2 separate regions of the Mus musculus genome follow, and region 1 is linked to region 2. A link is a loop called in an ENCODE intact Hi-C map of the cell type or tissue named here. Cell type or tissue: gastrocnemius. All regions are shown on one strand. Each heading gives the region's core, and the rest is flanking DNA. Links, peaks and the distances in the headings are about the cores only.

Region 1 (15,997 bases), core at 3,614-11,613, 450 kb before region 2:
AACAGAGGGCTTTTCACTATATTTAAGCATGTGAAATATCCACCTGTTTCTTTTCACCTTAGAAACAAAACAGTTGACCTTTTTATTGCGAAAAAATGTTAGTCAAAGATTTTACAAACTGCCACAAATGTGAAGGACTCGTGACTAGGTCATTTCTTTCATATTAGGATTAAATGAAATATTTTGTCAAGTCATGACAATACTGTTTAGAAACAAATACTGCCTTGAGCTTTCTAAGCACCATATTCCTGTATAGGGACTTTTGCTAACTGAAGGAACAACGAAGGTCAAAAAAAAAAAATACTGTAACATTAGTGTCTTTCACAGAAGAGTGAAGTCTGAAACTACATAGCTATTGCCATTTGATTGAATTTAGCAGAAGAGATTTAATTCTTATGGCCAAAGAGTTGTTAAAGCAAAGTCTTGCCCCTGGCCACTGCTGTCTGCTGTCAACCACTAATAAGCAAACAGGTGCACTGCATTTAACTAAAAAGATACAACTGCTGACATAATGGCCCTTGGAAAACACCATGCAAATGTAAACATTAGTGGATGGTAAATACACATGGGTACAACCCAGCTTCTTGCTACTTTTAAATTCCTCAGGGAAAATAGTAACCTAGATTGGGATTTGGGGGGGGGGGGTAAAACTTTTGTCTTAGAAGGTAAAATTACCAGTCTCAAAAAAGGGGTGGGGGGGGGGAGAAACCACTATAGAAAAGTAAAATGCTTTAATTTCCCCAACCTATTTCCATATCTATTACTCTTAATTTGTAAGAAAACTGTTTTGCAATAAAATGTACGCTTCCATGTAGAAGTAAATAGGGCAGGATGGTTAGTTGCAGCTGAATGGCAATTCTGGCCTCCTTCTGGGAGATACGCATAAAACCAAAGACACACAAGGTCTTGAGTAATTCAACACATGAGGCCAAATTGGACATGATGGATTCCTAGCTTTTAATACAACCAGAGTTATATGCTGACAACCTTAGAGTCCTATGGATGGCATCAGACCATGCTATTCCTTCTCAAGTCATTTAACTGTGTCTAAAACACCCATTTTATTTATCTTACTCCTGATTATGCATGGCAAGCAATTGCCTATGAAGTCACCAAATGTAGGCCTTTGGCAAAAATGCCTTATGGGGTATTATATCACATTAGTGGTTTTCCGTTACACAGTTGAGTCTAGAACCACTTTCTCTTGAGGTCGCTCCTTAAAGTGAGTGAGCTGATGTCTCTTCCAATGAGGTGCTTGTCTAAATGTTTTACCACAGACTGAGCACTCAAATGGCTTCTGCCCTGCATGAATTAAATAGTGTCTTTCTAGTTTGGACGGAGATCGGAAATGTTTACAACAAACACTGCACTGGTAAAGGAGCCCGTCACTTCTTTCAGGACGGCCTAAGTAACTGTAACAATGATGGCTCTGCTCTGACTCCACCAGTGCGTTGGCGAGGTAAGACTGCCTGCTCCTACAGTGGGAACCAAGAAGAAAATCCTCTGGTTCTACCTTGACTTCAATTTCTGATACCTGACTGGACTCTGAACTTTCACAGCTTTGGGAACCAAGCCCCTCGCACTGTTGGGAGGCATTATAGCTAACATCATCACTTGGATGGATGAAAAGTTGGTTCACATTTCCAAAGTCCACTCGCCAAAAAGAACTGTAAGGAATCTTTTCAATATGAGTTAGTTTATGCCTTTTTAAGTGAGCTGACTGTCTGAAAGATTTTCCACAAACATTACAGTCGAAAGGTCTCTGTCCAGTATGAATTAAATAGTGCCTTTGTAGCTTAGAAATAGAAGGAAACACTTTGTCACATTTATCACAGGGACACATCTTATGTCCAGTATGTATATTTTCACTTGAATCTGAAAAACCACACTGAAGCATGTCACAGTTTAAGTATTCCTCACCTGACGAACCATAGATTGACAAGTCTTTATTATTGACGGAACCATCCATAGATAATATGCTTCCCGTTGTAAGGATGCCTTGCAAACTCTTACCCGTATTTTGGCTCTGGAATTGCTTTTGCCAAGAAAATGGCAAAGCCAGAGTTTTCTTCTTCTTTTTGCTAACTGTCTTGTATGAACCATGTCTGCTAAGAGAACCCACAAATGTTCTCTGAGTTTGTTCTATGTTCGGCTTACCAGAAGAGCGTTCACAATTTTTCAGGTAGTTGCTTTTAAATGTTCTCTTCTTCTCTGACTGAAGATCATCTGATTTTTTACCCCCAGCACGTTTAAGTTTAGCCAAGAGCTTTTTAACAATGGTCTTATAGTTACAGCTTCTTTTGAGTCTGCTTGGAACTCTGCCACCTCTGGCAGGAAGACACTTGTGTCCATTGAGAATCTGCTCTGACTCAAAACATTCTTCACACTCCGAACACTGAAAAGGGACAATGTAAATTGAGTGGACATCAAGAGGATTATTCTCCTCAGATTCACCCATATCACCACTTTCAAAAGCATCCTGCTTTGCGTTTAATTTATTAGGTAGGGGACATGACTCAGGACTTTTTACTTTTAAAGGAAGATTCTGAAGAGTCTTATTCCTAGTGTGGATTTGCTTATGCTTCAGAAGTTTGCTTTGAATCTTAAATCCTTTTTGACAAAAACAACATTGAAAAGGTCTTTCTTCTGAATGTGTGAGTTGGTGGATTTTTAAGTGGGTTGACTGTCGGAAAGATTTACTGCACAGGACACATTTAAAAGGCCTCTGCCCGGTGTGAATAAGTGAGTGCCTATCAAGTTTTGATTGTGACGGAAACATTTTGCCACAGATCGTACACGCGTGGATATTCTTTCTTCTCTTCGTGGTGCTGTATGTGGCATCAGACTTAGAGCATGGGTGTAGTGCCCATCTCTCATCTGCAGTAAAAGTATTACACATTCCATATACCGGCTTCTCTTGCTTGGTCTCAAGCAGTCTTCTGACTTTAACATCATTATGGTAGGATTCATTGTGAAGCTGTTGATGCTTCACAAATGTCTTCAAATTTTTAAAGTGGCGTTGGCAAATATTACAACTGAAAGGCAGATTGTGAGTTAACTGATGCCTCTCCAGATGAACGAGTTGTCTAAAGTTTTTATGGCACACATCACATTCAAATGGCTTTTGACCGGTATGAATGAGATAATGCCTAGCTAATTTTGATGGTGTTTCAAAGTGCTTGAAGCAGATATTGCAAATATATGGCCTGTTCCTAGGTAGTTTGTTGGCTACACATTGCTGAATCTTCAGCATTTTAAAGTTGTTTTCAGCCATCACATTCCTCAGTGGCATATCCTGATGAGTTCCATGGCATTCTTAAGTTCCACAGAGTTCTAAAAATTAAACAAACAAAACCAACGAAGTATTAATTTTAAGATTTGTATAAAAGCAAGTAATTTCCTTAGGCTAAAGATTAAAAATATGGGAGAATTTGTACTTTTCTTGTGTTTTCAAGTACTGTAACAACCATCTTAGATGAATTCTTTATAATCATAGAACTAATTTTAGACAGATTTAAGTCTTAAAAATATTTAAAATTCTACAAGTTTTTAAAGTACTTTTTTAACTTGATAAGCTATACTGAAAAATGACCAAACCTTATTTTTTAACATTCAATAACCCTTTCAGTTCCAACTTTCTTCATTATTAGATATGCCAATAAGTTGCTTTGTCATTATAAAAAAAAAAAACACCCTGTTATTGTGGTGCACCTCTAAAGCTACCCATCATACATTAAACACAGGAAAGACCGTGAGTTTGAGGTCAATATGGGCTATTCAGCAATTTCAGGCCAGGCTCAGCTAGTGAGACTCCTGCCCTAACAGTAAATAAATATTTGTAAATTGATTATAAAAAAGGTAAAAATATAAAATATTAAGAACAAGACATTATCATTGAATTATAGCAATACTACAGACATGCTCTGATCATAAACCATTTCATTTAATTATATTTAGATGGTTGACACAACATTAAAACTATTCTCAATGGGCTGGATGGCACATGCCTTTGAACTCGGCAGATGGCAGGCAGAAGCAAGTAGATCTCTGTGAGTTCAAGTCTATACTGCTTTACAGAATTCCAATACAGCCACAGCTATAAAATGAGATCCAGTCTCCAAAAACAAACAAACAAACAAACAAACAAAAAACAAAAAAATAAAAACCCACAAAGCGCTCTCCTTCTTTCTCCTCAAATATTTAAGATCAACAAGGAGAATATTCCCAGAAGACCTGAGTTTTAATCCTAGATTTTTTTTTTTCCTGTATAGTTCGTGTGTCAGGAAGAAAGGAGAATTTGAGATTCTTTAAACTGGGAGCAATGCTGTGCAAATGAATGGCAATAACGTATGTGCACATGTCAGGAAATCCTGAAGCAACACAGAAATAGGAGATGCCAAATTTTATGTTGTGACTCTTATTTCTGTAATAATATTTTAGGTTCCTTAGACAGACACACAAAATGTAGTTCTTTTCTCCCTTCTGCTTTGTTGAAGACTTCCTGACAAAAACAAGTACAAAAGAACGAGGCTGACATCCTGCACACTCACATGTGTATTTATGAACAAAGAACAGACTGTTGAATGTGGTTCCTTTGTCAGGCAATATTCAAAATAGGTCATTCTGGTCTAAGATGTACTCAGTACACATATCTTTGAGACAAACTAAAACTTAACAAACATTTCACAATTCTCATGTATCATCACCCAGAAAAGACAAGGTTCTTCTCCATTACTATTCTATTAGCCTTAAATATGCCAGCAATTAAAATAAAAACTAAACTAACTGAAGCTACACCTCTTCTTTCATTATAGTATACAGAATGTCTAGCTATACAAGAAACTAAGAATTCTTTTGTCTACCAACTTGGCAAACAGTCAACCTATATGGTTATTATCTCTCCTAGGCGACACTTTAAACACAAAACCAAATACACTCATTGTGCAATCTGAATAAGGAACAAATAAAATTTGAGAGACTATTTTGTACTAGTTGCTTTTAACAGTGTTTTCCGATGTACAGGTCCATACTCATTATTAGCTGTAAAGTCAACTCAATGGATCACAGGCAGGCCAATTGGCTTAATAGGTAAAGTAGCAGAATATATACCACATAGTAAGTGCCCACAGGCAAGAGCTCTAAGGAACACAATAGAGTCCTGTTTTCTTCCCATTGGTTCAACTATTTTAAAATATGCATGCAAAATTATCTTATTAGTAGTCAAAAGAAAAAATTCATTTAAATAACGAAATAAAACAATTAGACCATAAAACACTCTACTAATTTATAAAATATATCATATAACCCAGCAACAAACACCTGTTGGGGTTATGGGTATTTCTATTTCTCTCAGCTTTGAAAAACAAAACAAAGCAACAAAAACCAAACAACAACAACAAAAACCTAAAAACGAACAACATGCAAACTTGTTGGCAAAGAGTTAAGGGTTAGGAGGATTAAAATTATCATAAACCCAGCAGACTGCAAAGAATTCAGAAATATATTTAATTCCTGTCAGGCAATTCATTGAATTCCTGCTGAGCCACAACTGTCAAGATGGTCGTCAATCAGTACAATGAGCCAAGCTTAAATAATCAAACCTTCCTTCACTTGCTGCAACAGTGTTCTCTTAAACAGAAAGACACCAAGTGAGTGTTAATGGATATAGTGCACAAGAGGAAAATGTCTAACAAAGGGCTTTCCCTTTTTCCTATGGGCTGTGCCAGGAGAGGGCTGGTGAAGGGCTAAAGGGAGGAAAAAAACCTCTGTACTGCACTGACTCCATACTAAGTATGGAATGGGAAGGCAGCTTCTCCCCAGGAAGTTGGTGGGCAAAACCTTGTAACTGCCTAAGGTCAAACTATAGGGTTTGAGTGTGGGGAACTCAAGAACTTCTCCAATCTTTTTGTATACTTCTCCTTCCACTTACTGATTCTACAGACTACCACCCTCTCTCAAAAAAACAAAAAGTCTCGCACTAAAACAACACAAGGCAACTATATGATTATAAACAACAGGCACTGGCTACCTCTAGCTCCTGTACTCAAAAGGGTCTGCGGTCAAGTAGCTATCACTAGTATTAGGATTGGATACGCACTTACTGCGAACCCTACCTTGTCAGAATCATTTGTGGCAAGTGGTGATCTCACTTCCTATTTATAAGTAAAAGGTCAGGGATTTCCACACTCCAAGCACAATCCCCCCTGTGGACTTAGAGGTTTAAATCCCATTCACCTGATCTTTTTTCCCCCATTGGCTTTTTAAACTTTTTAAAAAATACACAAAAGCTAATTTTCACGTTAAAGTGAAACATGACAAACCAATGGATGTGCCTCAATGACTATCCAGACATTATAACATGATAGGAGCTCACACAACGTTAAGCCAAGTAACTATAAAAACTGACATCGATAAAATCCAATGTTGTTTCAAGGTTGAAAGTAGCACTGTCTTTGCAAATACCTCTTTAAAAGAAAATCACAAAATACAAAATAAATTACAAGAAAGAAATAAAACACCGTAGAGAAACTTAAGAGTTCCAACTGGAGAATTATCTATGGTAACATTTACAACAGTCTTCGCCTCTTTCTTTCTTTTTTTTTTTTTTTTCTTTTTCTCTCCATGGCCCACTCTCTTGGCCTTGAACCATCCATGCATCACCTTTCCCTAGACGGAAGCTATGTGTTTGGCCTCATCTGCTGTGCAAGTAAGGAGTCTGCAGGGGTCAAGCCGAGTTCAGGGACTGTGATATCCCATGCCTAGAAAAGAAGGGCAAGGGTGAAAGCTCCACTGACTGCAGCCAGAAGATGGGGTGCAGGGGAAGAGCTGAGTGAAAGATGGGAAATAAGTGATTCGACCCCAGGAGATGGGGCGCGGGGCTCAGCTCTTTTGAGTTTACCGCTCTGACGAAGCACATGCAAGGAGCCGAGGTCGTGGCACCCTGTTCGGATCCCCAGGAACCTCGGCGGGACTTGGGCAGGCCTGACCCTCCCCGGGATTCGTTCCATCTCGCACGCAGGCTTCTGGGGTCCTCCACACTCACCCGGAGCTGGCAAACGCCGGGCAGGGACGCATCTCAGAGCCTGGGTTTCGCCAAGACGGCAGGCAAGCTCACGTCCGCAGGGTCAGCGCGGCGACTGGCTGAGTGCGCAAGCGCGGCGTTCAGGCGCGCTCTGAATGTGGTCCGTCCGGAAACATCCTCTCACGATCTTTGGGCCCTTGCTTGCTTTTTATCCACCCAGTGCTGCAATTTCCAAGGAGAGAAAAAGGAAGACTCTAAATGGATGCATGCACTTTCTGCCCTACTGTTACCGACCCTTCATTGTGGAAGTCCCAGAAAGGACTGTAAAACGCCAGCTCTTATTGGAATCCATGATTAGAGTTCAAAGCCCATTCATAATTTTTTGTAAGCTCAGGGCTGTTGGTAAAACTCTCAGTATTAGGTACATTCTAGATCACGACTGTTCTCAGCATTTCATATTTCTGTAAATACGACCAAGAGGTGAAGGCATACAGAATCAGCTTCTCTCAGGGGCCCTATCCATTGTCCTGCCAGGGGCTGGTCTTGCTGATTTCACTAGTTCTATGTATTTTGGACATTTACAATATAGAAAACTCTTTGCCCAGCATTTTGGGTCTTCTTTGATGATTTATGTAAGATGTCTTTGGACAACATGCATGTAAAATACTCGACATTATACCAAATACAAAAGCTTTGTGAAATGATAGAACCCTTATTAGGGTCCAGGAATAGCCACACAAACGACTCAGACACCAATCTCAGTAAGGAATGGATGATTTATTGAATGCACACTCCAAATACAAATCTGTGATGGGAGCAAGCATCAGAACCAGTTTTTCTATGGAATAGGTGCATTTGCAGCATTTACAACATTTGCAACATATAGGCTATCTAGACAAAGCAGAGCTGACTGACCTTTAAGCTGATAGACTAGGTCTAGAGGCCAACAACTGAACAGGGGAAATTCTGTTCTTGATAAAGGAAATCAAGGCATTAATGATGCAGGACTCAAAGTTTATCATTAGAAAATATAAGCATCGGGGGCTGGGGGGGGGTGCTCAACCAAGGCTGTGATGAGTGAAGTTAACCCAGGGGACCAATTCAAAAGGGATTCATACCAGCTCTGTTTTCTTTCTTTCTCTGTTGTTCCCTATCAAGGATGTTACTTCTAATTTTTACCAGAGTGTCCCTGATTACCCCAGAGTGATTAACTTATAAACAACCTTGCTCTCCAAGGGCCATACATAAGCCCCCTTCTTTTAAGAACAATAAATTTAGAGCCCTTTGACTCTGTAGGACTACTTCAGCTAAGGAGTCTTCTTGAATTTGTAGGAAGAAGGTGGCTGAGTGAAGCTGGGCTAAGTCTTTATCAACTTGTACTCTCAGGTATTTTTACAATGCTGGCATCCCGGGACTAGAGCTGTCCTATCATGTGCAGGAGAGCCTGCTATCCCCAGTCTTACTAGTGTGGGTATCAGAATAGGGGCACTACCTAGTTGTTGCAGGAGACCTTTGTGACTGCATCCTGCAGTATCTTCATAATAGGAAATCTGGGGTAGAATATGTAGCATTATGCACAATTCAGGTTTTTGCTCAATGGCAAAATGGCTAACAGAGAGAAAGGAGTAAGTCCTGGAGTACAGGCAACCCAAAACCCTCTGGGTGAAGCCAGGAGATTGTTCTCTTTTAGCCTGATGCTATTAAAGACCTTTATCAAATGCACACACATCAGGATCATGACATACTTGAGATTAAGATCAAGTAGGTAGGGATATCTTTTTGACCTAAAATAAATTCCAGTTCCCCTTATATACCCTAAGGTGAGGGGAGTATCTCAGGGGCATGATATGCTATTGTTGAGGGAAACCAGCTTGATGGTCTGGCATCTGTTGTTGCTATGCCTATACAGTAGGGAGCTTAGGGTTTTGGGCAGACCCAACAGTCCTCTCTCATATCGGGCTGGGGACTGTTTAGGAACTTAAAGGTAGCCAAAACAGTGTCTATGAACAGGAATCTGAGTGTTGAATGGAGTCCTAGGTATCCTACAGAAGGGGTCTTGGAAGTAAAATTTGTGGTCCCTGATACAGGGGGTACAGAGGAAAACTGGCTGGGAAGGGGAGCCTCAGGGATTTTCACCAAAGGTCCTATGGATTTAAAAAGAGATGCTTTGCCTTACCTTTGAATGGTGAACATGGTTCCTAGATCTTGGCGTGTCAGGTATGTTCTAAGTCCCCAGTAGGCATAAGGGGGAAGCAAGTCTCGTCTCTTCAAGGTGATGGTGACCAGGTTGCAAGTGCAGGCTATCTTACAACTAAGATTTCTTTCAAATTTTGTGTCTAAGTACTCATCAGCTCTATAGGGCTCTTAGCCCTTAGCCCAAGTAACACAAGACCAGAAGAGACAATAGATCTCTTTTTCATCCAAACAGTAGGGTACCTCAGCTCCCTTAGTGGGACAGGCATAATACGATCTTCCTCAGTTTTCCCTCCTCAATGTTTCTAGGTTGGCACTATTGAAGAATGGCACCAGTTCTTCTTCCCAGTCCCATGTGCCCACAAATAAAACTCAGACTCAAAATATATTTACAAACACCTTGGCCATATAGCTAGGCTCTTCCCTAACTAGAATATCCCATTTATTCTCGCCTACATTTTGCCACATGGCTGGTTACCTGTGCTCAGGTACCATGTGTCTGACTTGTCACCTCTTCCCAGTGAATCTCCCTGCCTCTTTCTGTCCCAGAATTCTTTCTCCTCCCATGTCCCACCTTCTATTTCCTGCCTAAGCCATAGGCTATAGGCTTCTTAATTGACAGGTGGTGCACCCATGTAATATACAAGATGTTCTCTTTATAGACACCCAGTGGCGAGCCTAGACCCTGGCATCCCAGGGCCTGGCTATAAATGGCAGATGTCTATTTTACACCAGGGAGATTCATGGTGAGAGTGGTGGTCACAATCAGCAATATTTTGCCTGTTTTAGTGACTGAATGTCTCCATGTCCTTGGGCTATAGTTTCCTGGTTTTATAGGCCTTATGTTTTGATATAACATCAGATTTAACAAGCAAGAAAAGAGGATCAAGGTGAGCCATCAGCAATTAGTCTTTATTGGGTCCTCAGCGTGTGGCCTGATGATCCATCGATGCTCTGGGTTCCAGTGTTTTCAGGGATTGAACTTCAAGTAGGAATGGTGGATCCAAGTTCAGAGCTCACCAAGCTGTATAGCCATGGGTGTGGTCAGGATCATGATGTAAGGCCCTTCCCAGTGAGGTGTTAAAGCTTCCTTCTGATGTCTTTTGATAAGACCAGGTCACCAGGTTGGAATCAATGGGGGTTGACCTGTGGCAGTTTCTGCAAATGTTGAACATAAGTGTGGAGACCAATTTGGACTTTCTGAAGTGCCTTAATTGATTTAAAAATAGCATGATTAGAGATCTCTGTTAGTGGGTCTGCTCTAGTATTTAGAAGGATTGGAGAAGTTCTTTCAAACATTATCTCATCAACAGTCACTCCCCTTAAGTAGGGGGTGTTCCTGACTCATGGGGGGTGGGTGAAGGGAAGGAAGGACACCCAGATACCACCAGTTTCTAGGGGTAATTTGGTTAGATCTCCTTTAAGGTCTGATTCATTCTTTCTACCTGTCCTGAGCTCTGGAGATTGTATGCACAATGTATCACTAGCTTCTTGAGTTCCTGCCTTGATTTCCTGGAAATTAAAATTGTAATTCCAATAATCTTTTCCCCCTTAAGTTGCTGTTCATCGAGATGTGTGTCACAACAACAAAAATGAAAATAGAACAAGAAGGGTTTGACATCCTTTTTTTTTTCAGTTCTCTGAAAGAGGATTTATTGTACACGAGTTACACTTGGCCACAAGAGAGAATAAAACTAGTCCAGTGTGCCAAAGGTCCAGGGCAGAGGGCCAGCGGGACTGTTTTGGTTGTAAGAAAGGCAGTCATTTTCCCAGGTGATCGTGGTGAGGTGATGTTCCAGGTCTACTGAGACTTATTACCGACAGCAGCATACAGTCCAACAACTTGTTCCAGTGTCCCAGCCTTCAGCATCCCTCACTTCTGCTCCTGCAGACTTCGTGGGTGCACAGGCTGGTTTACTTGGACCTCTGCCTCATCTTTCTTCTCTTGTGCTTCAGCCTGTGCATTCTCTTCTTCCACCACTTCGCTCTCATAGCACAGGAGTCTCAAGAAAGATGGGGCTAAGACTGAGACAGCACTTGACATCTTAATAGGTGGTCTTACTAAGAAGTTATGTAATTTTTTTTTAGTAAAACCTAATCGAAATAAGAGTAATCAAGGGCAAATGGAACTAATGCCATAAAATAACAGACTAAAGCACATTGTTCATAGGCAAATAGGTAGAAAATACACCAAGCATAGAAGACTGTGGTCCATTTAGCTAGTAACTTAAAAAATAATGCTTTACAGTTGCAAATCTCTCTCTGTAACCATAGGGCAACCTTGGTGTTGGCAAGAGGTCACAGGACTTGGTAGTTCAATGGGCAGGCAGGAATGCTGCTGCTTTCATACACCAGAGCCAAAGGAACCTAGGGTGGTCTATGGGCTAAGCTCAGAGATCGGGAAATGGGAGATGGTGTGGAAGCCCTGGGAACAGGCTGCATGAACCGCTACACGGCTACCTAGAAGGTCTGCCTGAGAGAGGATCTTGGGAAAGTGGAGGAGAAAATATTGCTTGTAGGGTTGTTTTATTAAAAAAATTGAAAAACTCTTCTATGCTAATAATTTTGTGTTTGTCATTATTTACGTATGGCCTGAAAAATTCCAAATGCAGTAGTAGAAGTTCAAGTTTTAATGCTTGTTGAAGTTCCAGGCCTCTTAGAGAAGTTACCTCTGCTTTTTCATCTTCCTTCTTCTATTTTTACCTCTTTCCTGTGGAGCAACCAACAAATTATCTCCTTGCCTCTTTCATGTACATAGGCTGCTAAAATCTGAATTCCTCAAATAGGAGCCTCTATTCTTAAGTGATTATCAAAGAAAATTTCCAACAAGCACAGCTCGCTTTGCTTTTAAGAGGGATTTTGCGAATAAAAGCTCTCCTCTCAATCATATACTTCCTTAGGAAAAATTGCAAACTCTTATATATTTTGTCATGTAATTTTTGAGGACCTTTGGAGTCGGGAGATGAGATGAAGAATGATGGAGGAGAGAAGAAAGTTAGTTAAAATCAGAAAACACAGAATAGTAGGGTTGTGATTTACCCAGGACTACTGGGCCACTTTTAACTCACAGCTAGCTGCAGTCTTCTAGTATATTGTGGGATATTTCTAAAACTCAATTCTTGACAACATCTTTGGATCTCAGGGTCTAGATAAGCAATTGCATCATTCCATCCAAACCACTTAGCGTTTCATGTGTTGATTAACATTCAGTTGTGCTGAGGATCCAGAGTTATACAGAAAGAAGGCACATTTAGTAATTTGAGTTTTCTTTTGTGTATATGTATCTATGTATGCATGTTTGTGTGTAGCTGCTTGTGTGTGCAGGGGTGCATGTGAGGGTCTGACATAGTATTGCTCTCCACCTTATGTATTGAGGTTGGATCTCTTGTTAAACCCAGAGCTCACTGTTTCAGCTGGGTCAGCTAGACATCTTGCTCTTGGGATCCCTTGTGTCTACCCCTGCTCTAGTTATTTCCCATCGTGGCCTCCATGTCCCGAGATTATCACACATTACTTTTATATGTGGTCCTATCTGAACTCTGACCAGTCTTTACATTGTGTAGCTAGGTCTTTATCTATATATAATTCCAAAATGTAGGTTTTGGCTATACTTATTAAACTTTTGATCAGGACTAATGCCTCAACTTTCATTGAATGGATCTCTGAGAATTACAATTTCCATGTATAGGCGTACCAAAAAGGGAAGGAGGAACTATGGTGCTTGTTGAAATTTTGCTCATGAGACCAGGAGAGTTCATCACAATGAATCTCCTATTTCTGGATCTTCATGTTTGAATTATAGTGACCCTTTTTTCTCTTTTTCTTTTCCTTTCTTCCTTCCTTCCTTCCTTCCTTCCTTCCTTCCTTCCTTCCTTCCTTCCTTTCTTTTTGTTTTTTTTTTTTTTTTTTTGAGACAGGGTTTCTCTGTATAGCCCTGGCTGTCCAGGAACTCACTCTGTAGACTAGGCTGGCCTCGAACTCAGAAATCCACCTGCCTCTGCCTCCCGAGTGCTGGGATTAAAGGCATGCGCCACCAGGCCCGGCTGACCAATTATTTTCTAACAGATATAAATGTACCAAAAAAAAAAAAATTGTCTCTGTAAGAATCAGAACAGATAGGGACATTTCTCCTCAGACCCTAGCTGTTGAGATTCCTTCTGCACTCAGCCCAACAGTTACCTAGCAACAGCCAGGTAGGCCTGGCTTGCTATAAAAGTGACTGCTTGGCCTTTCTGATTCTCTCTGACTCTGAAGCTTTTCTCTTTCTGACCCTCTTCCCGCCCTCACCACTGTTCCTGGCGGCCTTTTCTCTTCTTTCTATAACCCTCTCTTTCTCTGCCTCTACTCTCTGCTCAACTCTCCTTCCCATACCCCCAAATAAACTCTATACTATACACTTTTTATTTGCCTTATACCTCAGGGAAACAGATGCCTCAGCATGGGTCCTCTGCAGCACCCCTTCCCACTGCACCAGATCCCGCTCTATAAAACACATCCTTGACTTTATGAACACACCATTTGGTTTCATGCATAGGAAAAGAAGTTGAGAAGGGAACAGAGACAGAGAAAAAGAGGAGAGGGGAGGGAGAGACAGAGGGAGGGAGGGAGGGTGAAGGGGGTCAGAGAGAGAAAATAGTCCAAGAGCGAGAGAGAGAGAGAGAGAGAGAGAGAGAGAGAGAGAGAGAGAGAGAGAGAGAGAGAGAGAGTCAGAGAGGACAAAGGTCCCTTTTATAGCAAGCCAGGCCTACCTGGCTGTTGGGCGGAGCATAGAAGAAATGCCAACACTAACTACTAGTGAAGTTTTTGGATTTGCTATTTATTAACTTGTTGTTTTTCAATTAACACATAAAATTGTACATATTTATGAGGTACCCTGTGGTGTTCCATTGTTAAATGTCCAAATCAAGCTTATCATGCTAGTCACCTCAAACAGTTGCCCTTTTTTTGTGTGTGTTGGAGACAGCATTCAGAAACTTTCCAGTTGTTTTGAACTATATAGTCCACTATGGAAAGACATCAACTATAACTTAATTTCTCCTACCTATCTCTGAGACCAACAGTTCCTTAACCATCTCTGCCTCTACGTTTCTGAGCTGCTGATAGCCAGCATTTAGTGCTTAACTTTCATAAACCAACTTTGAAAGCCCCTCCTATGAGTGCGATCAGGCAGTATTATCTATTTGTTCTGCCCCTTTCACTAAATATATGGCCCCAAGATCCCACTAACTTATTGCACATCTTTTATACCACATAACTTCACCAGCTCATGGGTATATTTGGTTATATTTGGCTGCATTTTTTAAGCTAGTGGAAATATTGATTTGGTTTCTTTTTTTTCAGACATTTGCTATTGCCATGTGTCAATAGCACATGGGGTTTTGCTGCTGTGAAGAGACACCATGACTAAGACAACTCATATAAGGACAACATTCTATGTGGGGTTGGCTTACAGGATCAGAGGTTCAGTTCGGTATCATGCAGGAGCATGGTGCTAGAAGACTGACTCACACATAGTTAGCAGGAGGGTCTACCCTCACTGGTTCATGATATTTATCATAAATTGCTAAGCTTTTATCAAATATTTTCTGCATCCGTTATGATAAGCATATACTTAAAACGTATTCTGTTGATATCTTATATTGCATCTCAATTTGCACAACAAACCATCCTTAGGTCCTTAGGATGAATCCTACTTACCATGGTAAATATTTTTGTTGATGTGCTTTTGAATTCCTTTGCTAGTAGTTTTTGAATATTTTTTGACATCCATAAAGAATGGTTATCAAGTAGGTTGTTGTGTGTGTATGTATATATCTTTTTTTTTTTTTTGGTTTGAGTATTACTGTAATTGTAGCTATATAAACTGAGTTTGAAAAAATTACTTACTCTTCAAATTTTGGAATAATTAGATCATTTCTGTTAGTTCTTCTTTAAAGATTCAGATTCATCAGTAAACCCACTTGTTATTGATAGGTTCTTTTATGAGTTATTTTATGATATAAATTCAATGCCATTGCTCATTGATTTGTTTAGGTTTCCTGTTTCTTCATGATTCAGCATGAGTAAGGTGGTGGTCTTAGTTTGTTTTTTATTGCTTCTATAGACCTGACATATACATCCAGAAAATTTAGCATACTGCTTTGAGTATAAAGAATTCAATTAATCTCAAGGAAAGCATCTGCAGCTTAGAGATAAATACATTCTTAATTTCTGTACACTAGAAATAGTTGTTGTCCACATTCCAACTGCTACCTCTCTAATTTTAGGTGGAATGTGGAAATTCTCTTCTCTTTATTACCTAAATATGTCTATATAATATTTCTTATGGCATGTAGTATTCACTGGTAGTTCTAATAAATCCAAGGTCAGAGTCTAACCAGGAAGGGATATTATTGCACTTAGAGAAAGAGGCTTTAAATAATTCAGTAATGAGTAGAATTGTTCAGGTCATAATCTTAGGCTGGGTTCACAGAAATTCTTAAATGGAACGGTGTGTCTTCAAAAGAGCAAGCAAGAAAAACAAAACAAAATCCACCATTCTTATTTGGGGTTTAACTGCTGTGAAGAGACACCCTGATCAACCTGATCAAAGTAACTTTTTTTTTTTTTTGGATAGCATTACTTTATTCTCAAACAGAATAATAAAATATAATATTTTATTTAATTAAACACTAATGGATATACAAGGACATATATTCTGCTACATTTTTTAATGTAGAAAATATGAATTACTTTCTGCATGATTAATAGAGTGGAACATATACATATAGTTGCTATGTAGTG
Region 2 (15,997 bases), core at 4,284-12,283:
TTGCAAACCTGAAATAATGAAGTTGAGTTGCAACCATTTAGAAAATGATCAAAAAAAAATCATACACTTACCTTGGTTTTCATCTGGTCTTAGATTTGCTAATGCAACAATTTGATGCCCCTCAGCAATGCACTGCATCATGTTGTAACAGCTGTCCTTCCCACCACTGTAAAACAAGTCAGTAAGGGAAAAGGGTATGAGTGTCAGGCCTCTGACCACCAGTAAACACAGAATCACTGGACATCAAAATCAAACACATTTCTACTTGGCTTTTCAGAATCCATGAAGGATTGTTTCACAATTACTGCTCAATAAGACACATATTTGTAAGTAGGAAGAACACTGACCACATGAATCTGAAAGTCTAATGCTGCCACTTCTAGGAATTTATGAAATTACATGCATTAGCAACAATACAGAAGTTCTACATTAAGTATATTTGTTACAGTGGTTTTATATAAGATAAAAACTGCTGTGCACATCCCCATCAAAATGCCAACACAAATCTTCAAAGACATGGAAAGAGCAATTCTCAAATTCATCTGTAAAGGCAAAAAACCCAGAATAGTGAAAACAATTCTTAACAATAAAAGAACAGCTGGGGAAATCACCATCCCTGACCTCAAGCTTTACTACAGAGCAATAGTGATTAAAAACTTCATGGTTTGGTACAGAGACAGACATGTTGATCAATGGAATAGAATAAAGACCCAGAAATAAAACCACACACTTACTGTCACTTGATCTTTGACAAAGATGCCAAAAATATACAATGAAAAAAAGAAACCATCTTCAGTAAATGGTGTTGGTCTAACTGGCTGTCTGTGTGTAGAATGAAAATGTACCCATATTTGTCACCTTGTACAAAGCTGAAGTCTAAGTGGATCAAGGACCTCAACATAAAACCAGATACACTGAATTTAAAACAAGAACTTGTGGAGCCCACCTCTAATAGGAAGACAGGAAATTTGTGGGGTTGCCATCCCATAGTCACACCTCTGACCCATAATTGTTTCTGTCTGAAAGAATTACAGGGATGGAAATGGAGAGGAGCCTGGGGAGAAGAAGGTCCAATGACAGGCCCAAAGTGGGATCCAGCTCAAGGGGAGGTCCCAGGGCCTGACACTAGGACTGAGACTATGGAATGCTGACAAAAAGGGATCTATCATGACTGCTCTCCAAGGGACCCAACAAGCATCTGAAAGAGGCAGATGCAGTTATTTGCACCCAACCAATGGACAGAAGCAGCTGACCCTTGTTGTTGAGTTGGGGAAGGCTGAAAGAGGCTGAGGAGAAGGGTGATTCTGTAGGAGAACCAGCAGTCTTGGTTAATCTGGACCCCTGAGATCTTTCAAACACTGGACCACCAAAGAGACAGCATACACCAGCAGATAATGAGGCCCCCAACACACATACAGTAGAGGACTTCCAGGTCTATATTCATCCAAAGATGAAGCTCCTAACCCTCAAGAGACTGGAGGCCCCAGGGAGTTTAGAGGTCAGGAGAGGTGGAGGATGGGGGCATCCACATGGAGATGGAGTGCGTGGGGAGGAGGTTTGGGATGTGCAGCAGTTAGAGGTGGATGGAGATGGGCGGGGAATGGAATATGGTGTGTAAAAAATGAATTACAAGCCAGGCATGGTGGTGCACGCCTTTAATCCCAGGACTTGGGAGGCAGAGGCAGGTGGATTTCTGAGTTTGAGGCCATCCTGGTCTACAAAGTGAGTTCCAGGACAGCCATGGCTACACAGAGAAACCCTGTCTCGAAAAACCAAAAAAAAAAAAAAAAAAAAAACCAACCAATTAAAAAAAAATGAATTACAAATTAAATTAAATTTTTAAAAAGTGCTGTGCACATAATTAATTATCCAGAATGATATTCCAAACACTTATTTCATATATTCCTTAAATGAAAGTCCTTAATTTAAAAAAAAAAATCTAGGGGCTACAGAGATGTCTCAGTAGTTAAGATGTTCTTCCAGAGGACCAGTCCTCAATCCCAAGCACTCACATGGCAGTTTAGACCCATCTGTAACTCCAGTTCCAGGGTATCCAATACCTTCTTATAGCTTCCACAAGCAAGCAAATGGTATGCATATTCATGCATAAGTAAAACAGCTTTAAATCTGTTCTAACTACATGAAACCTAACTATTGGCTACCAACGCCCATCAAAGGATGATATTCAGATCTAAAAATCCAAATTCAAACTGTATAATAGACTGTGACAGACTTGATTCTAAATTCTATACAATGAAAATCCAAATGGTGACATATATCAATAGTCAAGCCTCAATATACTTAGTGTTTCAGCCATTGCTGTGCAGACAACTGCACTATAGGATTCCTTACAAGAAAGAGAATGCAAAGGGCAAAGGAGTGTATTAATGCAATCCCATCAAGACTCCAACTCAATTCTTCATAGAGTTAGAAAGAACAATTTTCAATTCATTTGGAATAACTAAAAACCCAGGATAGTGAAAACTATTCTCAACAATAAAAAAACTTCTTGGGGAATCATAATCCCTGACCTCAAGCTGTACTACAGAGCAATAGTGATAAAAACTGTATGGTATTGGTACAGAGACAGACGGGTAGATCAACAGAATAGAACTGAAGACGCAGAAATGAACCCACACACCTATGGTCACTTGATCATTGACAAAGAAGCTAAAACCATCCAGTGGGAGGGTGGGAGGGAAAGACAGCATTTTCAATGAATGGTGCTGGTTCAACTGGAGGTCAGCATGTAGAAGAATGCAAATTGATCTGTTCTTATCGTCTTATACAAAGCTCAAGTCAAAGTGGATCAAGGACCTCCACATAAAACCAGATACACTGAAACTAAAGAAGAGAAAGTGGGGTTAAGCCTTGAACACACACAGGGGAAAAGTTCCTGAACAGAATACCAATGGCTTATGCTCTGAAAACAATAGACAAATAGGACCTCATAAAATTGCAATGTTCTTGTAAGACAAAGTACACTGTCAATAAGACAAAACAGCAACCAATAGATTGGGGAAAGATCATTACCAATAGAGGGCTAATATCCAATATGTACAAAGAACTCAAGAAATTAAACTCCAGAAAACCAAATAACCCTATTAAAAATGGGTTACAGAGCTAAACAAAGAATTCTCTCCTGAGAAATACCAAATGGCTGAGAAGCACCTAAAGAAATGTTCAACATCCTTAGTTATCAGGGAAATGCAAATCAAAATAACCCTGAAATTCCACCTCACATCAGTCAGAATGGCTTAGATCAAAAACTCAGATGATAGCAGATGCTGGCAAGGATGTGGAGAAAGAGGAACACTCTTCCATTGCTGGTAGGATTGCAAGCTGGTACAACCACTCTGGAAATCAGTCTGGCAGTGCCTCACAAAATTTGACATAATGCTATCTGAGGACCCAGCTATACCACTCCTGGGCATATACCCAGAAGATGCTCCAACATATAACAAGGACACATGCTGCACTATGTTCATGGCAGATTTATTTACAATAGCTAGAAGGTGGAAAAGAACTGAGATGTCCTTCAAAAGAGGAATGGGCCGGGGTGGTGGTGCACGCCTTTAATCCCAGCACTCAGGAGGCAGAGGCAGGCGGATTTCTGAGTTTGAGGCCAGCCTGGTCTATAAAGTGAGTTCCAGGACAGCCAGGGCTACACAGAGAAACCCTGTCTCAAAAAAAAAAAAAAAAAGAGGGGATGGATACGGAAAATGTGGTACATTTACACAATGGAGTACTACTCAGCTATTAAAAACCATCACTTCATGAAATTCTTAGGCAAATGGATGGAACTAGAAAAATATTATCCTGAGTGAGGTAACTCAGTCACAAAAAAAAAAAAAAAAAAAAAAAAAATACATGGTATTCACTTACTGATAAGTGGATATTAGCCCAAAAGCTTCAACTACCCAAGATACAATCACAGACCACATCAAGCTCAAGAAGAAGGAAGAGAAAAGTGTAGATGCTTGTTCAGTCCTTCATAGAAGGGGGAAAAAGTACTCACCGGAGCAAATACAGAGACAAAATGTGGAGCAAAGACTGAAGGAAAGGCCATTCAGACTGCCTCACCTTGGGATCCATCCCATATACAGTCTCCAAACCCAGACACTATTGTGGATGCCAAGAAGTGCTTACTGACAGGAGACTGATATAGCTGTCTCCTGAGAGGTTCTGCCAGAACCTGACAAATACAGAGGTTGATGCTCGCAGCCAACCACTGGACTGAGCACTGGGTCCCCAATGGTGGGGTTAGGGAAAGGACTGAAGGAGCTGAAAGGGTTTGCAAACCCATAGGAAGTACAACAACATCAATCAACCAGACAACCCCCAACCCCCAAAACTCCCAGGGAGTAAACCACCAACCAAAAAGTACACATGGAGAGACCCATGGCTCCAGTTGCAAATGTAGCAAAGGATGGCCTTGTTGGGCATCAATGGGAGGAGTAGCCCTTAGTCCTGTGAAGGCTTGATGTTCCAGTGTAGGAGATTGTCAGGGTGGGGAGGCGGGAGTAGGTGGGTGGGTGGGTGGGTGGGGGAGTGCCCTCAGAGAAGCAGGGGAAGGTGGAATGGGATTACATTTGAAATGTAAATAAAGAAAATATCCAATAAAAGAAAAAAAGAAAGAAAGCTCTGTTAAAATAGTTTTACAAGATCAGGTGTACTGGCTAGTTTTGTGTCAACTTGACACAGCTGGAGTTATCACAGAGAAAGGAGCTTCAGTTGAGGAAATGCCTCCATGAGATCCAGCTGTAAGGCATTTTCTCAATTAGTGATTAAAGGGGGAAAGGCCCCTTGTGTGTGGGACCATCTCTGGGCTGATAGTCTTGGGTTCTATAAGAGAGCAGGCTGAGCAAGCCAGGGGAAGCAAGCCAGTAAAGAACATCCGTCAATGGCCTCTGCATCAGCTCCTGCTTTCTGGCCTGCTTGAGTTCCAGTCCTGACTTCCTTGGTGATGAACAGCAGTATGGAAATGTAAGCTGAATAAACCCTTTCCTCCCCAACTTGTTTCTTGGTCATGACGTTTGTGCAGGAATAGAAACCCTGACTAAGACAGTCAGGTAAATAAATAAATAAATAAATAAATAAATCCCAGGCCTCATCTTTTCAGATATGCGCCAAAGTAGGTCTTCATAACTTTCTCTATTGGATCCTATTACTATGTTCCCCCCAAAACAAATAAACAAATGCTCTAGAAATACGTTAGAGATTCAAGGGTGAACATCCATAATCACCTCCTAACTTTATGGTTTAAAATATGTCAACTCTTTAAATATCCTTTCAAAGTATTTCTCAAGCTGTGTTCTACAGAACACAGAGTACTCAAAGAACAAAAAGCATTCAGGAACAAAGAATTTTTTACTGTTAATTATTATGATGATGTTATTCATTTCCTTTGCATCCTGATGCCACCTCTCCTCGCTCCTCTCCTATGAGTACCTCCCTCTCATGTAGCTCCATCCACCATACCACCCCTTCTTTGCAGAAAAGGGGAGGCCTCCTAAGGACCAACCAGCCTTGGCATATCAAGTTGCAATAAGATTAGGTGCTTCTTCTTGAGACTAGACAATGCAGCCCAGATCGGGCAGAAGATTCCAAAGGCAGACAATGCAATCACAATATATTTGGGTTTCTATGCTTCAGAATAAATTTAAAATAGCCTGCCTAGATAATCTACAAGCTTCCATTCAACAGGACATCTTTTTTTTTTTTTTTTTTTTTGAGTTTTTTTTAGTCTTTGACTTAGTGATATAAAAGAATGTGTTTCATTTTGTCCTGGAAATACATTCATACCCTATCAACTGTTGTACACACAAATTCAAATACATGCATGTGGGTACACAATGCACACAGATTTATCAAACTGAAGCTTAAATATATGGCCATGTTATACACAATCATACACAGTACATGTATATTTATTTTGTGCATTCTTATTTCCTAATATACAGCTTTTAATTGTATAATTTCTCAAACAGCACCTCTAAATTCCTATCCACTGAGTGTTTTGAGGAACACACTCCACTGAGACTTTCTTCTCTCCAGTTTCACATGTTTTACTACCCTGCTGAGCTTCGGTAAACTAAGTTCCATGGCTGCCTTCCTGGCTCACATTTAATTTTTATCTCTCTTCACCAAATAATCGTGATGGTTAAAGTTTTATTCCCTTTATGTGTAAAATTTATTAAATTATGGTGGGTTTTCATTTCCTTAAAATGGCACAGAATCAACAGATCTGGCATTTTCCTGCCACTAGAGAAACTGGCTTACCTAGACTGTCACCCACTGTCAACTAGCATCAGTTACCTAGGGCATTAACAACAAATGTGTACGTGTGCTTCACTAGGCTAACAAAAAGAGACTGTAGCAATAAAGTGGAATTCACACTTTTTTGAGGTCTAAATCTCAAGAAACAATACACTTAAGGGTCTTAAACTAATATTGCTATGCCCCTTATCACTGCCAGGCACTGAAACAGATCAAGGATAGCTCTGCTTATCAGCTATAGTATCTGGGCTTTTAAGTAAGTTACTAGATTTCAAACTACTTTTGGAATATGACTTGGGTTGCCCAGGGTCAGTAAGGCAAATTTGTATCCAACGCACTCCAGAGCATCTAGAAAAACCTAGCTTATTTTCAACTCAACCAGGAGGAAATACATCTGTCAGTAGCTTGAGTTCCAACGGAGGTGTCTGACAACATAGGAGCAAAGCAATCTCAAACCATCTAGGGGATCCTACAGCTCTCCCGGCAAGCCAGAGATGTGAGAAGAGAGTGAGGTTGCAATCCTCCTTCCTGGAAAGGATCAAGACTGAGGAGAATTATAGAGGACAAAAACTGCTAACAAGTAAGTGAAGTTAACAGCGGCTCTCAAAGTTCAGAGCAAATAAAAGTCCAACAGGCGTGGTGACCATGCGCCCACGGAGGAGGAGGAGGACCCAGGAATTAGTGCTGTTTAGCTTTGCCAAGCTGCCAGAGAGGAGGCGCGTGGGGCCAGGGAGCCCGAGCAGATCGCCCCGCCTCTTCCGGTGGCCGTGGCGCCGGCCGGCCCACGCGGCGCCCCAAGAAGTGGCTCCGGATGTTTCTACAGTGGCCGCGTCAGGATATAGCCTTGCCCAAGAGTAAAGCGATGGCCCCAGTCCTCATTACCTGATCAGGGCCGCGACCCTCATTCTGGGCGCAGTGTGCGTGCGTACGTGCGTGCGTGCGGTAACCACAGACGCCAGGCCCGGGATCCCGCGGCGACTGGACCTACACGCGCGGTCCTCGACCTGGTGTCTGCTGCGCTGCCTGCCCTCGACCATGCCTACTGCCCCTTCAGCACCTTGCTGAACACCCGGGTGTAGAGGCTAGGTAGTCTCAGCATCTGTTCCCTGATACATGGATATATGGCTCAGAATTTACAAAAAGAAAAAAGTTTAGGCACAGCCTAACCACCTAAGTAAGGGCAGTGAAGCTGCCAAGGGAAGGGCATGGTCCTTGGTAAACCGCTTGAGGGTGCTGGGATTGTCTGGGTAGTAAATTCAAAGTCACAAGTTCTAAGATTTGAAACACTACCTTGGAAAGGGGATTTAGTCTCTCTCCTCTCTTCGTCAACTACAAGAAAGAAATCTTTTCGCCCTTCCTACCCCCCCTCCAAAAAAAAAAACCCACTAACCCCTGATCACTTTTAACTTCGAGGTTTGCATCTCTGCCCATTGAACCAGTGAGGCTACATGACCTCCGCCTCCTATACTGTGTTTTTGCATTTTCCCAATACAGAAACTGAAAAACTTGCACTCCAGAAAGCAAAACGAAAATCTAATTTAAAATACGTTTGCCAGTACTTAGTTATTTGAATGTACTAAGCACTCTTTGGAGCTCCTGGGATCAACTGGTGTACGATATAGACCACCATGCCTACCTACATCCATGAACAAGGAGTTTGTGTAGAGGTGTAGGAAGAAGAGAATTTAAAAAGAGAATTGTATGTTAAAGTGAAAAATACTGTACCAAAAGAGAGAGAAAGAGAGAGACAGAAAAAAAATGCAGAAATAGAGGGTACACGTGGCATTATTGGTGAGTTAAACTAACTTAAACATATACATCTTTGAATATTATTCATATGTAAAGAATGTATATATATATATATATATATATATATATATATATATTTTTTTTTTTTTTTTTTTTTGAGACAGGTTTTCTATGTGTAGCCCTGGCTGTCCTGGAACTCACTCTGTAGACCAGGCTGGCCTAGAACTCAGAAATCCACTTGCCTCTGCCTCCTGAGTGCTGGGATTAAAGGTGTGCGCCACCACTGCCTATGTATATACACATTATATACATGTAATACATATATATATATATATATATATATATATATATATGTGTGTGTGTGTGTGTGTATATGTGTGTGTGTGTGTATATATATATATATATATATATATATATGTATATATATACATATATATATCTCCAGTGAATGCCCAAACTCCCAAAATCCGTCTTCCCAATGTATCCATGTTGAATAAATCTCCCTTTCTGATTTCTACTTTCACCTGGCTTTTTTTTTTCCAGCCTGCTGGTTCTGGCCATATTTATTTCATACATGTGGGATACACTGTCACTGCCTTTAGACACAGCCTTAGACAGCATTGGATGCCCACTACAGATGGTTGTGAGCCACCATGTGGTTGCTGGGAATTGAACTCAGGACCTCTGGAAGAGCAGTCAGTGCTCTTTACCGCTAAGCCATCTCTCCAGCCCTTCACCTGGCTTTTAAAATTGTATTTTAATTAAAGACTGCTGGCAGGACATGAATTGGGCACAGGTTTTGAACTGAAGGTTTGATGACAAAAGAACAGGTAACTGGAGAAGAGTAACCAGAATGCATGATGGAAGATGAAGTCTGGGTGGTGGAGAGAGAAGATCATCCAAGGTGGTGTAGGCCATCTCAGACTTTATAGCACAGGTATGGTTGAAGGTTTTATAAGGACAACAGGTTCTTATAACACTGCAATGTTGAAAACATCTATTAGGGAAGAAATCTATTTTAATGTTCCAGGAGAGATGATGTGATGTGATCTAAAAACAAGATGATGGATTTGGCAAAACATGAAAAGAATTAGTATTTTTAAAACAGTCAATATAGTTGAATAGACAGATATGGGTTACTAAAGAAAGCCATGAGAAATGAGAACAATATCATGAACTAAAGGTAGGATGTGTGAGACACCTCACATTGTGTGGGATACACATTAGCAATCCGTCTTGCCATACTACAAGTGCTTTCAATGGCTCCAAATAGTTGGTATGCGTCATCATGGCATTGATAATTTGCTATGAGTATCAGTATTATAATCGTGTGTGCAAAAAATAATCTGTGATTATAATTATTTACCAAATCAATTAAGTATTTGAGATGTTGGTGTCTGGTTAGAGATAAAGCATTCAAATTATACATTATGAATCATATGCTTTTCAGCCTATGAAATTTTGAAAGTAACAATTTATGTAATACATATGACAAGATCATTGGGAGTTGAGTCCATTGAACTGATGGGTAGTTAGAGTAGTATAGGACTTGAAAGATAAGGACAGGAGAAACAGATACATCTTCAAACAAAGATATGAGAGGTTAGCCTTACTGGTGGAGAGGTTATGTTGGTCAGAGAGGAAGACAAATTGGACAGTCAGGGTGATGCCCAGTTATCTAGAATCAGGAAATGCCACTCGAAGTAATAGCAATGACAGGAAAGTTAGTCTAGCTGTTTATCATCAATTTTAGAAAGCTGTGTAGATTATCAGTAATTAACATGTGGACTATTTTGATAAAATAAGCATCAAGTGCCTCAAAGACTCATTTTTTTAAAAATTTTCTACCATTTAAAATTGTTTTTCCTTGCCACATTTCAAGAGAGGGTGAGAAAAGAACTTGCTCTCCCTACAGCTGCATATTAAGAATTACATTTTGTTTCTCTGTGTTTAGCCTCATGCTAAGATAATCTCATCAAAGATACTTATTATAATGTGTATATACTGGGGCTTATCTATAAGTGAGGGGATAACATGCTCAGGCCCGTTACCAAGGTCAGCCAGTTTTCAGAGGTTTCCTGCTCCCCCTGCCACCTTTATGTTATCCTTTGTATTGTGCATTTTACCCCTAGGAAAAAAATTCTCAAAACTTTCAATTGAAGTCCTTTCAACTAACAGAATTTCCTAAATGACCTCATATAACAGTGCCAAATGTATTGTCTCCTTTTTTACAAACCTTTACCCTAAGCCAAAGTAATCCGTTAAAAGAACTGCAAAGTGAGCTTCCAGTGGCCTAGTTCTAATATCTCATTTGTACTCACTCTGTCTGAGGACAGTGCAAGAAAAGTCTGCTCTGGTGGGGCATTGGTAGTGGATCTAAAAGCACCGCAATCAGAGTCTAAGACAGTTGCCAAGAATGGTGGAGATCTAGCTGCTCCATGATGTCTGTAATTCCTTCTATCTATCTAAGACTGACCTGTGAAATGGAGGTTACCTGGAGAAGTGGCAGCATTTGTTATTGTACTTCATTCCAGTCCTCACCTGTCTACATGGTATATCTGTTTCTATCTACACCACATTCCCCATAACATCAGCAATTACTTAATCGTATCATTCTATGGTTTACCTGCCATTCCTAATGGGTTTTAGCCACTGCCCAGTAGATTATTTTAAATCTTGGTGTGCTGTATGTGTCATTTCACAGGTACAATTGGAAAAGGGCACCAAGTGGATCATCTGGGTTCTACGTGTGCGTGACTTTATCCCTAGTGAATTGAGAATCCTTACTCCTCCTCGTAACTCCAGCTTGAAGGTCCTTGCATGCAGAGTACTTAAAGTGACTCTGAATTCTGAAAGTCAGTGAATCCTTGCTCTGCCCTCTTTGCAGACTAAGACCTAGAAATATCTTGATAAAACTTTTGAAAGGTATAGAATAGGTTTCCTTAGTAGGTCCTTGGCTAATGTGCCTTTCAGCCTTTTGTTCTCAGATCCATGTTTTTCTCCTAAAGTATGTCATACATAGAGATCTGATTTATCACTTATGCCTATATCCTGAGGCATGACCACCCCACGCACCCTTCCAGATTCTCATCTGAGCTACTGATTTACATATGACTTTGGCTAGCTTCATTTAAATAAACACAATATTGTACCACTTAGATACTTTGCACCTGACCCAATTCTGTACTTCCTTTTCTGTGAAATGAGGGATTTTTTTGTGAATACTCAGCTCAAGGGGATTCCATGCCTACGATGGAATTCTGCCAATGATACCATGTAGAGTGGTGCAGACAGGGCAACACCAAGGTTTAGGGTATTTATTGTGCCTGGGCAAAGGTTCGGAGAAGCTTGAAAGTAGGGCCTGAATGAACCCTGATGAATCATTTAAGGATTGTCATCTGGTGACTTTCACCAGTGGTTTTAATAACTGATGTTGTTGGAAATAGCTCTGAGTTCATCTCCTCCCTGCCTGCCACAAAGAATCAGAATGACTCCAAACCACATGAGAATGAGCAGGAAATTTAGACTCTCACAATTGTGCTCTGCTCTAGCGAGAAACATACAGAGAAGAGTTTATTCAAACCAAGAATAGTATTTGAAGGAGGGCCAGCCTAAATTTGTGAATGTCTAACTCAAAAACAACATTTTCAAGGAAATGCTTTAGTTTACTTCCAAACACATGTACTAATGTTGATCAAACTAACATACTAATAGTGGATCCTGGCAAAGTGTTTCTTAAAACTCTCATAAGTTAATAGGGAAAACTTATTTTTAACTACTATCCATTTGTGGAGACATAATTTGCTCAGATTTTAAGAACACTTGATTTAGTAAAAACCCTATATACATAGTTTTCTACACAGATGCCATAGAGATAACTTCAACCCAGTAAATGTCAACAAGTTAAAAGGTTTCTTTTCACTATAGTGATTTTTATTTTGTAATTCAATGAATTGTTTTCCCCAAGATCCACCTTTCAAGCACATTGTGTGCTCATGTTCTATAGTTTAAAACTGTTACATACAAATGAATACTGCTTAGCTCATAGGGCCAACAAAGCAGGTGAACAGAAAACTTGTCTCAAAAAACCTCAGTCCTTTGCCAGTTTACTTAAGGAAACTCTCCACAGCCAAACACTGTTGCCGGTAATAAAAGCTTGCAAGCTGTCACTGAATTCTGCTTCCTTGGCAGTATATCTCACTGATGTACTGATTGATAAAGACTTAGATAATCACATCAAGAAACACTACAGGTAGTTACTACATAGCAGCCTGGAAAAGAGCTAAGTGTGTCTTCCCTAAAATATTAGACAGGAAGTCGTCAGAATGATGCTTCATACTTATTTCTACAAAGACATTAATGGCTTAAGGATCTTTGCTGTCTAAGCCACACTTATTTAAATATTTATAAATTTGGAGCCATCAGAATATGAGAATACTTGTACCCATCGGATTAATACCTTTACCAGAGGGCCTTGCATTGCTTTGGCTACACCATACTTTCTCAATCTTGATTTAAAATTGAATAACAGTGTATGAGGGTTCTCTAGAAGAATGAAACCAGCAGAATGGATATATATATATATATGTATATATATATCCATTTTAATATATATATTAAAAGGGGGAGTTATTAGATTGGTAGACATGAATGACACAATCTGAGTAGGCCAAAAGTGGCTGTCTTCACAGGGGAGATCATAAGAGCCTATAGCTCCAAGGCCCACTAAGCTCGATACCACACATATCCCATCCTGATGCTGAAGACCTAGAGAATTCCTAGAGAACTACTGGTCATTGGTGCATATTGAGGAGCCAAAGAAGCAGCCGAGTTCTGATGGCAGTGACGGGTGGAGACAGCAACAGCACAGACAACAACAGAGTACAGGAACCCCCCAGTGAAAAGTAAAAGCGAGTAGGAAAGAGTTAAACACTTTCCGCTTGGACCACATTACATCTGGGCTGCCACTGGAAGGTACCACCCACTTTTCATAGAGGCCCTCTCACGCCAATTAACCAAAGCAAGGACATTTTTCATAGTTGCATCCAGAGACTTGTCTCCTGGTTGATTCTAGATCTATTCCTGTTGACAATGAAGATTAGCCATGACAGAGGGGATCCACCCTTGTATGAGATAACAGAGACAATGGACCCTTCTTACTTTATACAGTTTGTACTATACTCAACCCTGTATCTCCTGGAATCAGTGCTGAAGAGCCATGGGGAGATTATATTACAGCCCAAAGCCGAGAATAAGCTAGAATAACCTGGCATGTCTTTAGGAGAAAGCTGCTTCTTAAGGATGTTATCCCATAAAAGTTTTAGACATGTCCATTATGCCATACATGCAATCCCCAATGAAAAAAAACACAGGAACATTAAAAATAATGTAACACTTCCTACAGACCAGAACTCCAGTAACAGATTTCAAAGCTATCAAAGTGGTTGGCATAACTGACAGGGAACTCAAAAGAAAGATTTTTTTTTTTCAAACAACTCCACAAGATCCAAAGGAAATAAATAATTAAATGAAATTGGGATATGGATTAAAAGTTCAGCAAAGATGTCTTGCAAAGAACGAATCATAATTCTTGGAATTGAAAGTCTTAGTACATCAGATGAGATGACACATTTGAAAGCCTCACCATTATACTGGATCAACCGCAATAAAAAAAGGTATGGACCATATCTTTTGATATTATGTTCCAGTGTGAAGAAAAGAGGAACAGTATAACAATATCATATAAATACTTAAAAGATCATTAAATAATCAAACTCCTACATCACTGGCATGTATGAAGGCAGAGAAATTATGATTAAAGACATGTTCTTAAACATGGGAAAGAAATAGATGCCCATAACTTTATAATTTCTGATAGACATAAGCAGAAAATATTAAGCCATCTATGGTCAAACTCTTGAAATGAGAACATACTAAGTTAATGTCAAGGGAAAGTTCATTAGATTAATACATTTGTTAGAAAAAATTCTACAAGCTTAAGATAGCATGGAATCATTAAAATGTCAAATTTCAAATCATTAAAAAAATAAATCTGAAACCAATTGTTAGTGTTCCTAGCAAGGTTATGATTGGGAATTGAAGGATATGCACACACACGGGGGGGGGGGGGCAGAGAAAGAGGGATGGAGGGAGGGACAGTGGGGGAGGGGAGGAAAAGAAAGAATCTTAAAAAATACAAGAAAAAAAGAAAAAGAAGGGAAATCCATGACCACCATATTACTCCTATGAGAGATACTTAAGGAAATCCTTTACCTAGACGTTGAAGAAAGTTAATTACCACCAGAAAGACATATGAAAATAAAAATACCACTAGAAGAATAGACATATTGAGGTTGAATAGGGTGTGAGCTTTTTCATATCCATAACTAATATTTACAGGTATAAAATGACAAATAGGGAAATTTCTCCAAAACTTCACTCGAGAATAAAGTTTTGCCTTATTGTGTTAATACCCAATACTGCTGACGTCCAACTTCAACATGGGAAGGGTCCTGAGTAAGGCAGGAATGGGAGTGGTGCTGACTCAGTCATGATGCAAACTGTCAGTTCAAGTGCTTTCTTTACTGGGGGATTCTCATCATTCCTTCTTCTCCTTTCTTCCTTCTCCCTTCTCATTCTTTTGCTTTCTCCCTTCTTGTGTTCTTGCCTTACTCCCCTCTCATTCTTTTTCCTTCCCATGTTATTTATTCCCAGATCACATATACGCCTTTCTCTTGTAAAATAAACCCATCTATCATTTGATTGTACTTTATAGATTCCTTCCTTTCCTAGTCATGCCTTTTCTTCTTGAGACTATTTTAGTTCTCTATCCCTGATGTCCCCAAGTCCACCTTAGCTAATTAATGCAGCAGTCATTGGACAGGAGCGTACATGTATCTCCTAGTATCTTCAAATCAAGACCAAGTCTCACAATGAACAATTTCTACAAAGAACCATTAGGGCCTCTGTGGTTATGTTTTCTAGCTTCTTTCCCATAGTCCTAAAGGCCAAGTGGAAGGACTGCTCATTGTCCTCCACAGCATCATGACCACCTCCATTCCTCATTCCCAAGAACTGCATCTGTTTAGTCTGGCATGGTTAGCTCTGAGAAATGGGAGAACTGTATTCCCCAGAAAGAAAGATTGAAAGTAACATAGAAGAGACAGCAGATCAGCTTTCAGGCCAGCAGCAGTCATTGGCACATGTGGGGATCACCTGGATCAACAGCCTGGCAATGCTTCACGGGCAGGAACTGTGTCATGCCTCCCATTACGCAGCCATGCCAGACCTGACATATTGCCAGTCTAGCCCACTTACCCATGGCTCATAGCTTCTAGATTGTGTTCCTGAATTTTTTGAGTTAAAGAAGGGGGAATTTTACATAGCACTCATTAAGTGATTACTGGAGGGAGCAACCTGGTTCCATTGTTTAAGGAAGGTATATGCATGCATTGCTTAAAGTAATAGTAAACGATTTTGTTTTGTTTTTAATCTTAGAAGAGATACTTTTATTTTTCTTTTCTTTATTCTTTTCTTCTTCTTCTTCTTCTTCTTCTTCTTCTTCTTCTTCTTCTTCTTCTTCTTCTTCTTCTTCTTCTTCTTCTTCTATTTTTTTTTTGTTTGTTTTTTTGGTTTTTTCAAGACAGGGTTTCTCTGTGTAGCCCTGGCTGTCCTGGAACTCACTTTGTAGACCAGGCTGGCCTCAAACTCAGAAATTCACCTGCCTCTGCCTCCCAAGTGCTGGGATTAAAGACGTGTGCCACCATGCCTGGCTTTACTTTTATTTTTCTTGTTTAGCATGTTGCAATATGTTTGGATTTGTGAAGTTTATTAACATTTTTCTATCTCTGTTGAGGTGATGATACAATCCTTATCCTTCATTCTATTTGTGTGATGTATTGTGTTTGTAATTTGGCATATGTTGAACTATTCTTGCATGACTGAAACTAAACCTACTTGATCACTGTAT

What was found. Peaks named below come from ENCODE experiments on the same cell type or tissue, not always from the same donor. Only the 100,000 strongest peaks of a DNase experiment are listed, where the experiment ranks them.
Region 1: a loop joins it to region 2, with 2.9 times the contacts of the local background. A loop is called at or near these places in 3 of 42 quality-filtered maps.

What each region holds. Positions count from the first base shown.
Region 1 is chr2:114,194,295-114,210,291 of GRCm38, forward strand. Zfp770 (zinc finger protein 770) reads right to left here and starts at 7,138. Exons shown (of 2, transcript NM_175466.4): 1 at 7,043-7,138; 2 at 1-3,333. The coding sequence starts at 3,292. The coding sequence ends at 1,175. In gastrocnemius, for the core only: a CTCF peak has its summit at 7,211; a DNase peak (open chromatin) is centred at 7,115; H3K4me3 peaks cover 2,246 bases; H3K27ac peaks cover 1,957 bases.
Region 2 is chr2:114,647,670-114,663,666 of GRCm38, forward strand. It overlaps Dph6 (diphthamine biosynthesis 6), which reads right to left and starts at 7,295. Exons shown (of 9, transcript NM_025675.5): 1 at 7,162-7,295; 2 at 72-166. The coding sequence starts at 7,184. In gastrocnemius, for the core only: a CTCF peak has its summit at 7,530; DNase peaks (open chromatin) are centred at 7,055 and 7,210; H3K4me3 peaks cover 1,697 bases; H3K27ac peaks cover 1,854 bases.